Regions from separate parts of the Mus musculus genome. Here all the other regions are linked to region 3. The links are chromatin contacts, found by Hi-C or POLR2A ChIA-PET in ENCODE. All regions are on one chromosome and are shown on one strand. The core of a region is the stretch at or near the end of the contact, and the rest is flanking DNA. Distances in the headings are between cores, read along the strand shown. Region 1 holds the start of Ppp6r3 (protein phosphatase 6, regulatory subunit 3). Region 2 holds the start of Rad9a (RAD9 checkpoint clamp component A). Region 3 holds the start of Ndufs8 (NADH:ubiquinone oxidoreductase core subunit S8).

Region 1 (3,743 bases), core at 590-3,089, 340 kb after region 3:
GCCAGGGTGGGTTTGCATAACTGCACAGCCCTCTCTTGTTATCCTGGTAGTGGAATTCAGAGCCAGAATGAGTGAGGTGGAGGACTCAAGCATGCTGGACCCCGTGTAAAGAACAGGGGTGGGGGGGGGTTCAGAGACTGGGAACCCGGAGAAAGCACTGAGTGTCCAACAAGGCAGGTCCTGTCTCCTCCAGTCCAAGGGCTAGGCTCTGTCATTTTCCCAGGGGATAGATGCCTAGAGGTGGCCTAGAGGAGACACTCAGGAGATAAGCTCTGTGCTCTCTGAGCTTCAGTGAAGCCTGGGCCTGGGACTGCTGGACCTACTGGAAGAGATATGCAGGCAACTGCTCCCTGTCTGAGGTGTGAGCATTGCCACTCAAGGTCTGTGTGACTCAGCTACCTCTGCTATCCAGTCTCCCATCATAGCTGGGCTCGTCCTGCCTTTGAAGCTCCAAGGCCCCACCCTGGGGTCTCTGTAACACCCTTCCCCTCCCTGCTACCAACACCCCAGGGATTTAGAGCTCTGTCCTGTCCTATGACTTACTACTTTCCCAAAAGAGTCTGTCCCTTAGCTTGATCACCTTGGTCACTTGCTTTCCAGATGGCATGGGAAGGCCTGCTTCATGAAAGACTTCCAAGACTCAGAGACTTTGTTGACTATGGTGGCCAGCTGCAGCGTGCCTGAACTTATGGTCCTGTCCACACTGAACCAGGCAGATTATTCATAGGGACCCAAGGGGAGCACCTTGGTATCTTTTCCTGTTGCTGTGATAAAATATTCTGACAACAGCAACTTTAGGGAGAAAAGGTTCATTTTGTCTCACAGGTCGAGGCCAATATGGCAGGGAAGTCAAGGGAGCAGGTGTGGGAGTCTGCCCGTCACATCACATCACATCACATCACAACCAGCCAGGAGGTAGAGAATGCTTGTGGTCAGCTCAGTTTCACCTTTTTAGACAGCCCCAGGAGAATTAAAAACCAGGATTAGCCATGACAGTGGTTAAGTGCAAGACTTGAGAGTAGGGACCCTGATGTCCAGGACCCCAGTTCTGGGGCAAGGTAAATGTGTAGTACTATACGTATAGGACACTAGCAGTTGGAAGAAATTCATGTGTAAAATTCTTCTCTGTGACAAAAGATACAGCCTGGTTTCCTTTGTATTAAGAAACCTTACATTTTGACCCCATTTTCAGGGATGCCACTCTACTTTGTCTGAAGTAATTTAATTGAAGGTCTTCGATAAAACTATGCTATGGAGAATGCGGGCATCGATCCCGCTACCTCTCACATGCTAAGCGAGCGCTCTACCATTTGAGCTAATTCCCCAGCTATAATTAACTTCCGTCGCAGGTTGTATTGTGACTCACGTCATCACCGGTTTTCCCCCCCCCCTCGTCCCCCGCGGCCGTTACCCCACCGCCTGCTGTCATTGTGTTACCCCATTGGCTTCTTCGCATCCGGAGCTACACAGCCGGGATTGGTTTGGTTCATTTGTTTTAAACTACATTGACTATGCGGATTGGTGGTCCCAAGCGTCTGTCACGCGAGGCCCCGCTGTTGCTACGGGGCAGAGGGACCCAGCCTAAGCTTCTCCCAATTTCTGACTTGTTTCTCAGACTCCGGGGTCTAGAGGTTCCGGATCCGTCAAGACCATGGGAAAAAGAATGCGCCTCTCGCGTTTGACTGACAAGACCTCAAAGCCAATCGAAGTGGAGTCGAGGGAACCGCTGGGCGGTCCAATAGGTTGTGGGGGGCGGGAGAGACAAGCCAATGATCCGTGTGAAGGGGCGGGGTCTATCCTGTGATTGGCTGCGGGGCGGCCGGAGGGAGGGCGGGGGTAACTCAAGGCCTGCTTGATACGTCCGCCATTTTGGGCGCTTCGCTGATGGTGTCGGTGAACCTTTTTCCCGCCTGAGCGCGACTAACTGCGGGTCTTGGGCGCCTCCAGGTAACTCAGGGGAGGGGGCGGTGGCGCGGAGTGTGCGGGTCGCGCGGGCAAGCGGCCGACCGATCGTGGCGGTGGTCCGGTCCCGGCGGCGTGGGGAGGGAGCGTCCCGGCCCCTTTCCCCTCCCCCCCGGAATCGGCAGCTTCGGCGGCCCGGGAGGCGGCGTCCAGTCCTGGCCAGGACCGGGCCGCCCGCTCCTGTCAGCCGGGCCGAGCGTTGGCAGTCAGCCGAGCCGACTGCGAACTTTGGACGCCGAGGTGACTCTGGGCTTGGCTCGGCGGGAGCCCAGGCGAGGCGAGGCGCGCCCCGAGCCAAGTCGGGGGTCCTGGGCGAGCTCCCCGGCTCCCGCGCCCGGGCCTTCACAGCGACTTCTCGGGATCTCCTGGAGCTTGTCAACTCGCTGGAGAGCTTCGCGAAGGCTTTTGTTGGACTCTTGTCCTCTGAGAAACAAGTTGTGTGGGTTTCTGGGCATTAGCAGAGTCATCGGAACACACAAAAACCAGTTCCGAGTCTCTCGGGGCCATCGCAGTGAATCTTCATCCTCCGCCGTTGAGTCTCTCTTTTATACAGACGCGGGCATTGGAGATTCCCTGGTGTTTTGGAGCTGAAGTGAGGAGTTACCCTTCTTGTGGCTTCAAGCACCTCGCTTTTAAAGCTCGGCTCACTGTTAACTTGGAGGTCTTTTTCTCCCCAGTCCCGTTGTCTTTCATTAGAACTTGGACTTGAAGTTGTAGGTGGGACAGAATGAGTGGTCTCGGTAGCTCTGTGTCTGTACTTCTCCACCGCATGTCCTACTGTCATTTGCCGCCTACCTGCTGTGGTCTCTTTAGAATGGGCCAGAGCTTTGTTTATGTTTTGCTTTGGCTTGGGGGAGGGGACACTTAGAAGGTTTCCTTGCATCAGAGCACTTGTTAATATGGATACTGTTTCATTTTCTTAAGTCAAGTTTACTTTGGTTTTTGCCCTCAAGGTCATGTTGCAGTTGACACAGCCCGTAAGAAAGGAACTTAAGATCTCCTTCCACTAAAATGTTCCTTGAAATTGCAAGGTGCAAGATCCCTGTTGCCAGTGGTGTTTGAGCTTTCTTATGGGCCACCTGAAAATTACATCTTCCTTTGTCACTTTCTAGTCCTGTGACCTTGGGCGAATTAGTCCTCTTTGCTGCCCCTGTAACCCATGAAAATAAGTTTGTTTCATAAGTTTATCTCATGTTAGGTCCCAATTTTATCTAACATGTTCATATTAGACTGTAACTGAGTATATATGTAAATATGTTAGCACAAAGCAGCTAGAATCGTGCTTTGTGAATAGAATCAGCTCAGTGGTGACCATACCTCTCAAATTCAACTTGATCTTGATGATTTTGTTTGTTTTTGAGGCAGGGTCTCACTATGTGGTGGGAAGATCTTTACTGCTTCTGCCTTTAATAATGGGATTAATAAAGTCATGCACCACTGCACCGGACTCATTATTTAGTTATTTTTTGAGATGATAGTAGTTTAGAATGTTCTTGACTTTCCTTTTCAGCTAAGGCTGCCTCAAATTCTTGATCTTGCTGCCTCTACCTGACAAGCATTATGAATAGAGGTGTGTACCACCACACCTAGTTCAAAATTAACTTTTAAGTGTTTAGGTACAATTAGGAAAGCCATGTGTTTAAGGATCAGCTGGGCTAAAAAAAATTACTGGAAGTTATTTTAATTTTTCCATGAGATGTTGAAAATCTATTAAATCACTTGAAAGCGTTTTGTCTAAACCAGTACTTATGCATAGAAAACACCTTCAGGATCTTAAACAG
Region 2 (4,023 bases), core at 849-3,348, 290 kb before region 3:
CCCCAGCCCTCCAAGAACCTGAGATTACAAACCTGTGCGAACATGGGCTAAGCATGGGAGAGTAGAGTTATCAGGAGAGGGGGTGCTGTGGGCAGAGGTGGAGGGTGGAGCAGCCTGGTTAAACTGTGCCACATACTTAACTTTTTCCTTTCCTTCCTTCCTTCCTTTCTTTCTTTCTTTCTTTCTTTCTTTCTTTCTTTCTTTCTTTCTTTCTTTCTTTCTTTCTTTCTAAAAAGATGTATTTCTTTTATTTATATGGGTGCTCTATCTGTACTGCATGCCAGAAGAGGGCATCAGATCACCATGTGGTTGCTAAGAATTGAACTCAGGTCCTCCGGAAGAGCAGCCAGTGCTCTTAACCACTGAGCCATCTCTCTAGGCCCTCCTTTTTCTATTTTTTTGAGACAGGGTCTTGCTATATAGCCCAGGCTGGCCTCTCAAGTTCTCGAGTCGCTAGTGGTAGGATTATAGGCATGAGCCACCATACCTGGCTCAACACCTATTTATTGATCCTAGGCTGGGTGGGAAGTACACAGAGCAATAAACAAAACAGAAGCAGTTCCTGCCCACATGCAGCAGCCACAACAGCAGGAAGCACAAATATTAAACACAGAGGAAACTGGGACACACCATGGCTCAAAGCCTAGGGTTTTCTCTGCTGAGGGAACCTTTGCTGTTGAGCCCAGGAAGAGAAGTCAGCATGGGAGAAGCAGGCTACAGCCTTGGAAGCAGCCAGAGTGGCCGCTAAGAGCCTGGCAGGGCTATGGAGATAGGTGATCATGTGGGGTAGGAGACAGTGAAGACCTCTGTGGGACCTGGATCCTCAAAGTTCCTGATCAAGAGACTGGACTTTGCCAGGAGAGTTAAGCCCACCGGGGGGGGGGGGGGGGGCGGGTCACTGAGGACTGTGTCTGGACAGTGAAAGGAGGACAGTGGAGACAGAAGGAGGGCCACTTTGCCATCTGTTTGGGAAATGAAGCAGCCAGAATCCACCGAAGACGTGAGCAAGTGAGGAGGAGAGGATGCTGGTAATCCCCTAACTCCCAGTCTAACAGAGAACTGGACACCTCTGCGTTGTATGCAGCTTGCCTTGGATGTGGAAAGGGAAAGCCGCCTCCTCCCCGGAGGCTCTAGGAAAGAAGCACTTGGAGAGGGAGAGGAGCCTAGAAAAACAAAGAGGGGCTAGGTAACAAACACACCCTCCCCACTACCCACAGGCCCGCAGGGGGATGGGCAAGGGTTGCTCTAGGCATTTGAACTACCTCCCAGAGCAAGGTGAATGCGTCCCAGCTGAAAATCTTCATCCTTCCACACTGTCTGGGTAATTGGTAAAATGTACATAAACCAAACCCCGCGTAGTACTTAAGCCTTCCCAGGGCTTCCCAGTTCATCCCTTCAGCTCTGCCTCCCCACCCCTTACCGCACAAGGCTCGGGACACCCCATTCACCCATATTCGCCTACCCCCATTGTGCTTCTGCTTCTGCCCCTCCTTCTGACAAGTCCATCCTTCCACCCTTTTCTGTCCCAGAACCTTCTCATCTTTCCATGTATTTACGAAGGTCAGTGAAGGATCCTGAAAGCAAAATGAACAGCCCCTTCTCATCGCTCTTGAAGCGAGTTACGTTTTTTGAGGGGAGCTGGTGGTTGCTGCCACAACAGAATCCCCAGCCCAGATTGAGCGCGGACTATCTTGATTTGACCCTGTAACCCCACACACTAAAGTTAGCGACCCGGGAGGGTCTACACTTCCCACGTTAGGGCTCTGGTCCAGAGCTCGATCCTTGGTGCAGACACCTTGCTCCTCCATCTAGTATGCCCTTCACCTATGCCCAGTGCAGCCCAGTGGAGCTGCAGAGCTCTGCAGGGTGTGCAGGGCTCGGGTTCGGGTGGGAGAATCAGACCTGAGGAAGGACACAGGAGCAAGCCCTCCGCAGTCACGTGACCCGGGCCACACCCAATGAACCGACTAGATCACGTGACACCGAGCTTAGGAACGTTTTTCTCACGTGACGGAGAAACCCCGGGTGAACCAATAAGGAAGCGGAGGCCAGGCCGGCAGCGGGGAGGGGACGGTGCGCGGGAAGGGAACTTTAGGCAGTCGTAGTAGCTGCTGGGACTCATTATATGTCCTATCCCGTCCCGGTTCGTGTGCAAAACAAGCTCGATTTTTGTGCTTATGTACTATGAAGTGCCTGATCACCGGGGGCAACGTGAAGGGTAAGTTTGGACCTACCTTGCAGCAGACCACGTGAGCAAGCCCCAGGAGTCCCCCTAACCACTTTCTGTTCTCCTCCCCGCAGTGCTGGGCAAGGCTGTCCATTCGCTATCCCGAATCGGGGACGAGCTCTATCTGGAACCCTTGAAGGACGGGGTAAGGGACTGGGACGCAGGGATGGGGGCGGATTCAATGGTGAATGGGGAGCCTAGGCTTGGTGTTCATTCGGCCTTACAGGGATGGTGGACAGATATTCCGGCGCAGTTTATTATCTCTTGGGTTGTTCGGACATCGGCTTGGGCCCAGTCTTCTGAGGCTGCATGTCTATACAGAGGGTACTTGCTCTTCCTAGAACGCCTAGTGGCAGGCAAGGTGGGGCTAAAGTAACTTAAGGGAAAAGCAATTTTGCCTGCTTTTTGTGTCTCAGCTCTCCCTACGGACTGTGAACTCGTCCCGTTCTGCCTATGCCTGCTTCCTTTTTGCCCCACTCTTCTTCCAGCAGTACCAGGCGGCTTCCCCTGGTCAGGACCTGCTGCGCTGTAAGATCCTGATGAAGGTAAGGGCCACCTGAAGCAGCTCCACAGCTGTGCCTCTGTGCCAGGTACTCAGTAAATGATGAGTTTGACTAGGGAGTTAGTCTCATATGGGAGCTATTCCATGCAACATGCAGTGAGGTAAAGATGTTTAGACCGTAGAGGGCTATCTAAGATCTGTGGAGAGGGTGGTGACATTGGTCAAGAAAAGGTTAGTGGCCCTTCCCAGCAAAGAGACCAGCATGGGCAAGGCAGCATGGGAGTGTGCAGACACCACAGCTTTGTGGGGCCAGTGATGGGGCCAGGGCCTACATGGGATGTAGAGCTGGGCCGTGGAAGCAGTGTGCCAGACTGATGTCCTACCCTGCCCAGGCCTTCCTGTCCGTCTTCCGCTCTCTGGCAATTGTGGAGAAGTCTGTGGAGAAGTGCTGTATCTCCCTCAGTGGCAGCCACAGCCACCTGGTGGTCCAGCTCCACTGCAAGTATGGTGAGCAAGCGGCCTGCCCAAAGAGTTCCTCTGTGGGTGTGGAGGCAGTGGCAGTGGAGGTTGCCAAGCCCTGAGACCATTTCCCTTATCCAGGGGTCAAGAAGACACACAACCTCTCCTTCCAGGACTGTGAGTCCCTGCAGGCTGTCTTCGACCCAGCCTCATGCCCTCACTTATTGCGCACCCCAGCACGGTAAGCACCCCTGCTTCAAACTTCGCCTGAGTCTCTCCTACCTTTAGGGCTTTAATGTCATTCTAGGAATGCTCCATTTTCAGCAGGCCTGGCTAGCCTATGCCTGTCATCGTAGCAGTTCTTAGATTGAGGTGGGAGGATCAGAAGTTTCTAGGAAACTTCACTGGGAAGGCCATTGAGTTTCTAGGTAGCCTAAGCAGTGAGACTCTTTCTCAAAAAAAGGGTGCATGTGCTGGCGAGATAACTCAGTAAAATGGTTGACGTGCAAGCCTGAAGGCCTGGTTTTGAGTCCCACTTATATAAAAATGTGTATTAATTGGGTGGTGGTGGTGGTGGATGCCTTTAGTCCCAGCACTTAGGAGGCAGAGGCAGGCAGATCTCTGTGAGGCCAGCCTGGTCAACAGAGCAAGTTCCAGGACAGGCAGGGCTACAGAGAGAAACCCTGTCTTTAAAAAAAAAAAGTGTGTGTGTTGGGGGGGGGGCACAAAACCAAACCCCCAGATGGACAGCCCTGAGACGCAGCATCACTGAGCACATCTTCCGGCTTCTGCCCGTGCATGTTCACAGTTCACACAAAACACAAAAGCACCTTTG
Region 3 (3,906 bases), core at 1,115-3,614:
TCCCACCTCCCTACAGTCTGTGGTGGAACTTTGCAGATATGCTTGCACTAAACATGTGGGTGAGAAGCTACAGAGAGATCACGTTGGTGGGTTTATAAAAACACACCAGTTGCCTCCAGCCACTGAGTTCTTTGTCTCTCCCCCAGACTTTGGCCACCCATCCCCACATAGTTCTGGCCTTCAACTCCATGGCAGGGCCAAATGATGCCTCCTTTAGCCTTCCCAAGTCCCTGCACACCCAGCTCTGGGTGTCTCTGTTTCCAGGAGGCCAGGCATGTGGAGATGCCCCATTCCACCCCCCTGCCACCCCCCGCCCCCAACTTCAAACCTCACAGCTATATTCCAGCAAGCCCACAGGCATGTGACCGGGACAGCTACTTCTCCTTTAGGTCGACTTCCTCACTGAAAGTGCCCTGGTCCTTCCACCCGGTCAGACTCAATATCAGAGCAAATGACAGCATTGTCCGGCTAGTCCTGGTCTGGCCTAGAAGTCCTGCTCTTGTTCCCCCTTAGTCTCTTGTGATGGCTACTGAACTTGAACCCTTACATGTTCCCCCCACCTTCCCCACTTACACACTATCTGGCTGACTCCATGATCCTCTGGCGTCCCTCACTTTAACAAGCCAGCTTCATTACTACCAACTCCACCCAGGCCATGTCCCCTGGACATTCTGGGTTGAGTCCTTGTTCCTTCCTAGACAGTAAGAGCTACACAGATTTGAAGATGTCTGCCACAAACCTAGAAAAAAGATGCCACTCTCACAGAGAGCCTGAGGCAGTCACTTGCCTAGAGTGTTCAGTATGGGGCTGGGATTCAACGTTGGGAAGCCTAGCTCCAGAATTCATACCCATGACCTCAGTTTGCCTGTCCCTAAGGGCACCTGGTAAAGTGGCTGGGGCAAGTTCAGTACTCATCCATAACGCCTTGTGATTAGTCCACTGAACACACAGAGAAACAGGCTAAGATAGCCTACCTGTCAAAGCCAAGTCTATGTGATGTCCCCTCAGTTGGCCCTTAAAGACCTAAAGACCCATGTTCTGTGCTGCCCACAGGAACCAGCGGGATGGGCAGGTACCACGGCAAGTTCTCCTTTGACACCTTCTCCAACCAGCGTGCCTGTCTGCTGCGCAGCCCGGGAATGGAGAAAATCAATGACTTGCGCTACCCACCCTACTCCAGTCGCAACCTCAGGGTGTTGTTGGTGGCCATGGAGGAGAGGTGCTGCAGCTGCACCCTGCTGTAAGCAGGGGTTTTGGGGTACAGGAGCCTGCCTGGGGCACAGCTTCAGAGAAGTGGCCTGCCAGGGCCAAGGCCACAGAGCAGTCTGCTCAGCCCTTCTTGGTGGAGCCCTCTGCCTCCTGGGGCTCCCCTTTTTGGACCTTTGAATAAGATAGGCTGAGGGTAGGAAGGCAGGAAGGGATGCAGTGACCATAGAATCTTCGAGAAAACAGAGCACTTCTGAACTACCCACCCTCTCGTGGATAGTGTTGCAAGGGAGCAGTGATAATCGGCACAGGTCATACTCTGTGACCAGGCCTGTCTGGGTCTTCTCACTCTCAGTTTTCTATCTGCACAATGGAAATAAAACAGCCTTAACAAAACAGCCTATCGTCGTGGAAGTATTAAACTAGGAGGGCTGACTCCAAGCTACAGGTGTCTTGTCTTTTTTGGAGTGGAGGTGCTGCCTCCGTGATAAGTCCAAGACCTTTCCCCAGCTACAACTCACCCCTCACCTCACAAGTTTACTCAGCCGTAAAACATTCCACCAGTCTGAGCTCCATGCTCCAAGGGATGGCGCTTCCAGCCACTCACCTGCTAAAACTCAAAATTTTTGACATCCTGTCTCTACACATGGCCTGGTTTTTGACTAAGTCAACATGTCCTTCCTGGCCTTCCAGATTCTACACCGCCAGCTTAGACACTACTTCCTGAAGGAAGCATTTCTGATCACTCCATACAAGGCATGCAGATTGCCTCATGGTTCTCTAGTCCTAGGGGCAGACTTGACAAAAGTCCTGCTACCCGCGGCCGTTACAAGGACCAGTGGTTAAAGCGCTTGTACGCTGTCGCCATCTTTGCAGTATTCAAATGAGCCCTACCCCTCCCGCCTCCCCGGACTGTAGCAGCGTCCCAAACCGAGGTCAGGAAGTCCCGCCTTCAGGATCTCGGAAGTCAGGCGCATTAACCTCTCTGATACAACATGGCAGCTCCCTACAAAACTTCAAGCATCTGCTCCCATCAGCCAATTAGAGAAAAATATAGTCCTGGGCCCGCCTCCTACAGGACCCTAGGCCAATCAGACCAAAGAAGGAAAGGGCACTATGGAAAAAGGCGTGAGAAGCTCGCCCAATGGCAGCATCCTGAGCTTAGGCTCCGCCTTCCGGTTGAACCGCATCTGGGCCAGGGAAGGAGCCGCAGCACTTCAAGGTGGGTGGCCAGGGCAAGGCGGCGAAGACAGGGTCTGGGTGACGCAACGACAGGGTTGAACGGGGTGTCACCGCTGACCTTATGAAGTCTGGGATCTAGCGCTTCGGCTCGGGACCCGCGGCTTGTGCGTCCTTCCCGAGCTGCGGACCGGAAAGCCTGCACCCTCAGGCGCATGCGCTGCCTCGCCGGCTGCCTTCTGCGTTCATAGGGTCAGAGGTCAAGGGGAAGGTCTGAGAGAAAGTGGTAGGTTGGATCCAGGATTGCTTGGGGTCAAGAATTGGCCGACCCCTACAGGTCAAAGGTCACAAGAGGGCGCTAGAGCGTTGGTGATCTGCCAGACTCTTGGTCAAAATCCCCTTGTTTGCATACATCCCTAATTTTCGGGACCCCTCTTCCTACATTGTAATCCAGAAACTGAGGCCAGGGGACATCATTTGCCCAAGGTCACTCTGCAGGTTGGGGAGAGTTCCAGGAGCCCCTTGGGTTGAGGAGAGGAACTTGACCCTGGTAATTATTTAAATCTTTAAGGGTTTTCTGCAGGTATCTCCTGGATTCCTGTCCTGGTTCCAATGACATTGGGTAATTTGGGAGCAATCACTTAACATGACAGGATGACAGGGTCTATGACATTTGACATGAAGCCTGGCTCAGAGTTATCAGGACCCACTAGGAGGACCCACCAGAAGAACCATCCAGGCTCCTGAATACACTGGTGGTGGTCAGGGAGCCTTGGTGTGAGCGGAGGATGAGGAGTGGACATGGGGAAATGGATTAAATAGGTTGCTTAGGAACTGCAGAAATAGAAGGAACTTGGGGTGCCCAGGAACTGTGAGTCAGCAGAGTGAGGTCAGATTGAGGGTTAGGGGTGCTGGTCTTGAGTGGGATTGTGAGTGAATGGGGCGTAAGGTAGAGGTTCAGAGGAGGGCAGTTTTAGACCCTTCTCTTCCCTTCTCCATGTTCCAGATGTATCGCCTGAGCTCATCAATGCTGCCACGGGCCTTGGCCCAGGCCATGCGCACAGGTAGGGCTAGAGGCCTTTCCTGGGGGTGGGGGAGCAGAGCTTCCTGGTGTGAAATCACCTCTCTCCTTGCAGGACATCTTAATGGACAAAGCCTTCATAGCAGCGCAGTGGCGGCAACGTACAGTGAGTAGCCAATATTCTGACTTGAGCTTTTCTGACCGTCGTCACACCCAAGGCCCGGGAAATTGCTTTGCTAGGGACCCTCTGTGAGCTCTAGTTTCCACTCTGAAAATGAAGGTAGCGATCAAGAGAGACTGTGACTCAGTCACTGTAGTACCATCAAAGGCGGGAGGCATGTGACAGGAAAGAGCTGCTAGGTTATCAGGACCCACTAGGAGGACCTAGGTCCCTCACTCCCTGAACTTGAAAAGCTTTGCCTGGGTGCGCTTCCAAAGCCAGCTTCCATTAACCTCCCTCCCTGACCTCCTGCAGAGTATGTGAATAAGAAGGAACAGGA

What was found. A loop is a pair of places that touch in the nucleus more often than their neighbours do. ChIA-PET counts read pairs that join two places held with the same protein, here RNA polymerase II (POLR2A).
Region 1: POLR2A ChIA-PET joins it to region 3 with 13 read pairs in embryonic stem cell. The contact joins the promoter of Ppp6r3 here to the promoter of Ndufs8 in region 3. POLR2A ChIA-PET finds 5 or more read pairs at or near these places in 2 of 5 experiments (Patski and embryonic stem cell).
Region 2: a map of regulatory T cell shows a loop between it and region 3 (2.0-fold over the local background). The contact joins the promoter of Rad9a here to the promoter of Ndufs8 in region 3. A Hi-C loop is called at or near these places in 1 of 37 maps with a recorded cell type or tissue (regulatory T cell). POLR2A ChIA-PET finds 5 or more read pairs at or near these places in 2 of 5 experiments (both embryonic stem cell).

Annotation. Positions count from the first base shown.
Region 1 is chr19:3,573,845-3,577,587 of GRCm38, reverse strand. It overlaps Ppp6r3 (protein phosphatase 6, regulatory subunit 3), which reads left to right and starts at 1,839. Exons shown (of 24, transcript NM_028999.1): 1 at 1,839-1,947. It overlaps n-TAagc9 (a tRNA gene), which reads right to left and starts at 1,325; the gene lies at 1,253-1,325.
Region 2 is chr19:4,199,678-4,203,700 of GRCm38, reverse strand. It overlaps Rad9a (RAD9 checkpoint clamp component A), which reads left to right and starts at 2,098. Exons shown (of 11, transcript NM_011237.2): 1 at 2,098-2,218; 2 at 2,302-2,372; 3 at 2,644-2,772; 4 at 3,122-3,236; 5 at 3,330-3,429. The coding sequence starts at 2,185. Gm30082 (a long non-coding RNA gene) reads right to left here and starts at 1,993. Exons shown (of 4, transcript XR_388289.3): 1 at 1,903-1,993; 2 at 1,463-1,574; 3 at 1,263-1,317; 4 at 461-1,163.
Region 3 is chr19:3,911,232-3,915,137 of GRCm38, reverse strand. It overlaps Ndufs8 (NADH:ubiquinone oxidoreductase core subunit S8), which reads left to right and starts at 2,364. Exons shown (of 7, transcript NM_001271443.1): 1 at 2,364-2,428; 2 at 3,392-3,449; 3 at 3,522-3,572; 4 at 3,882-3,906. The coding sequence starts at 3,392. It overlaps Aldh3b1 (aldehyde dehydrogenase 3 family, member B1), which reads left to right. Exons shown (of 10, transcript NM_026316.3): 10 at 1,054-1,647. The coding sequence ends at 1,244.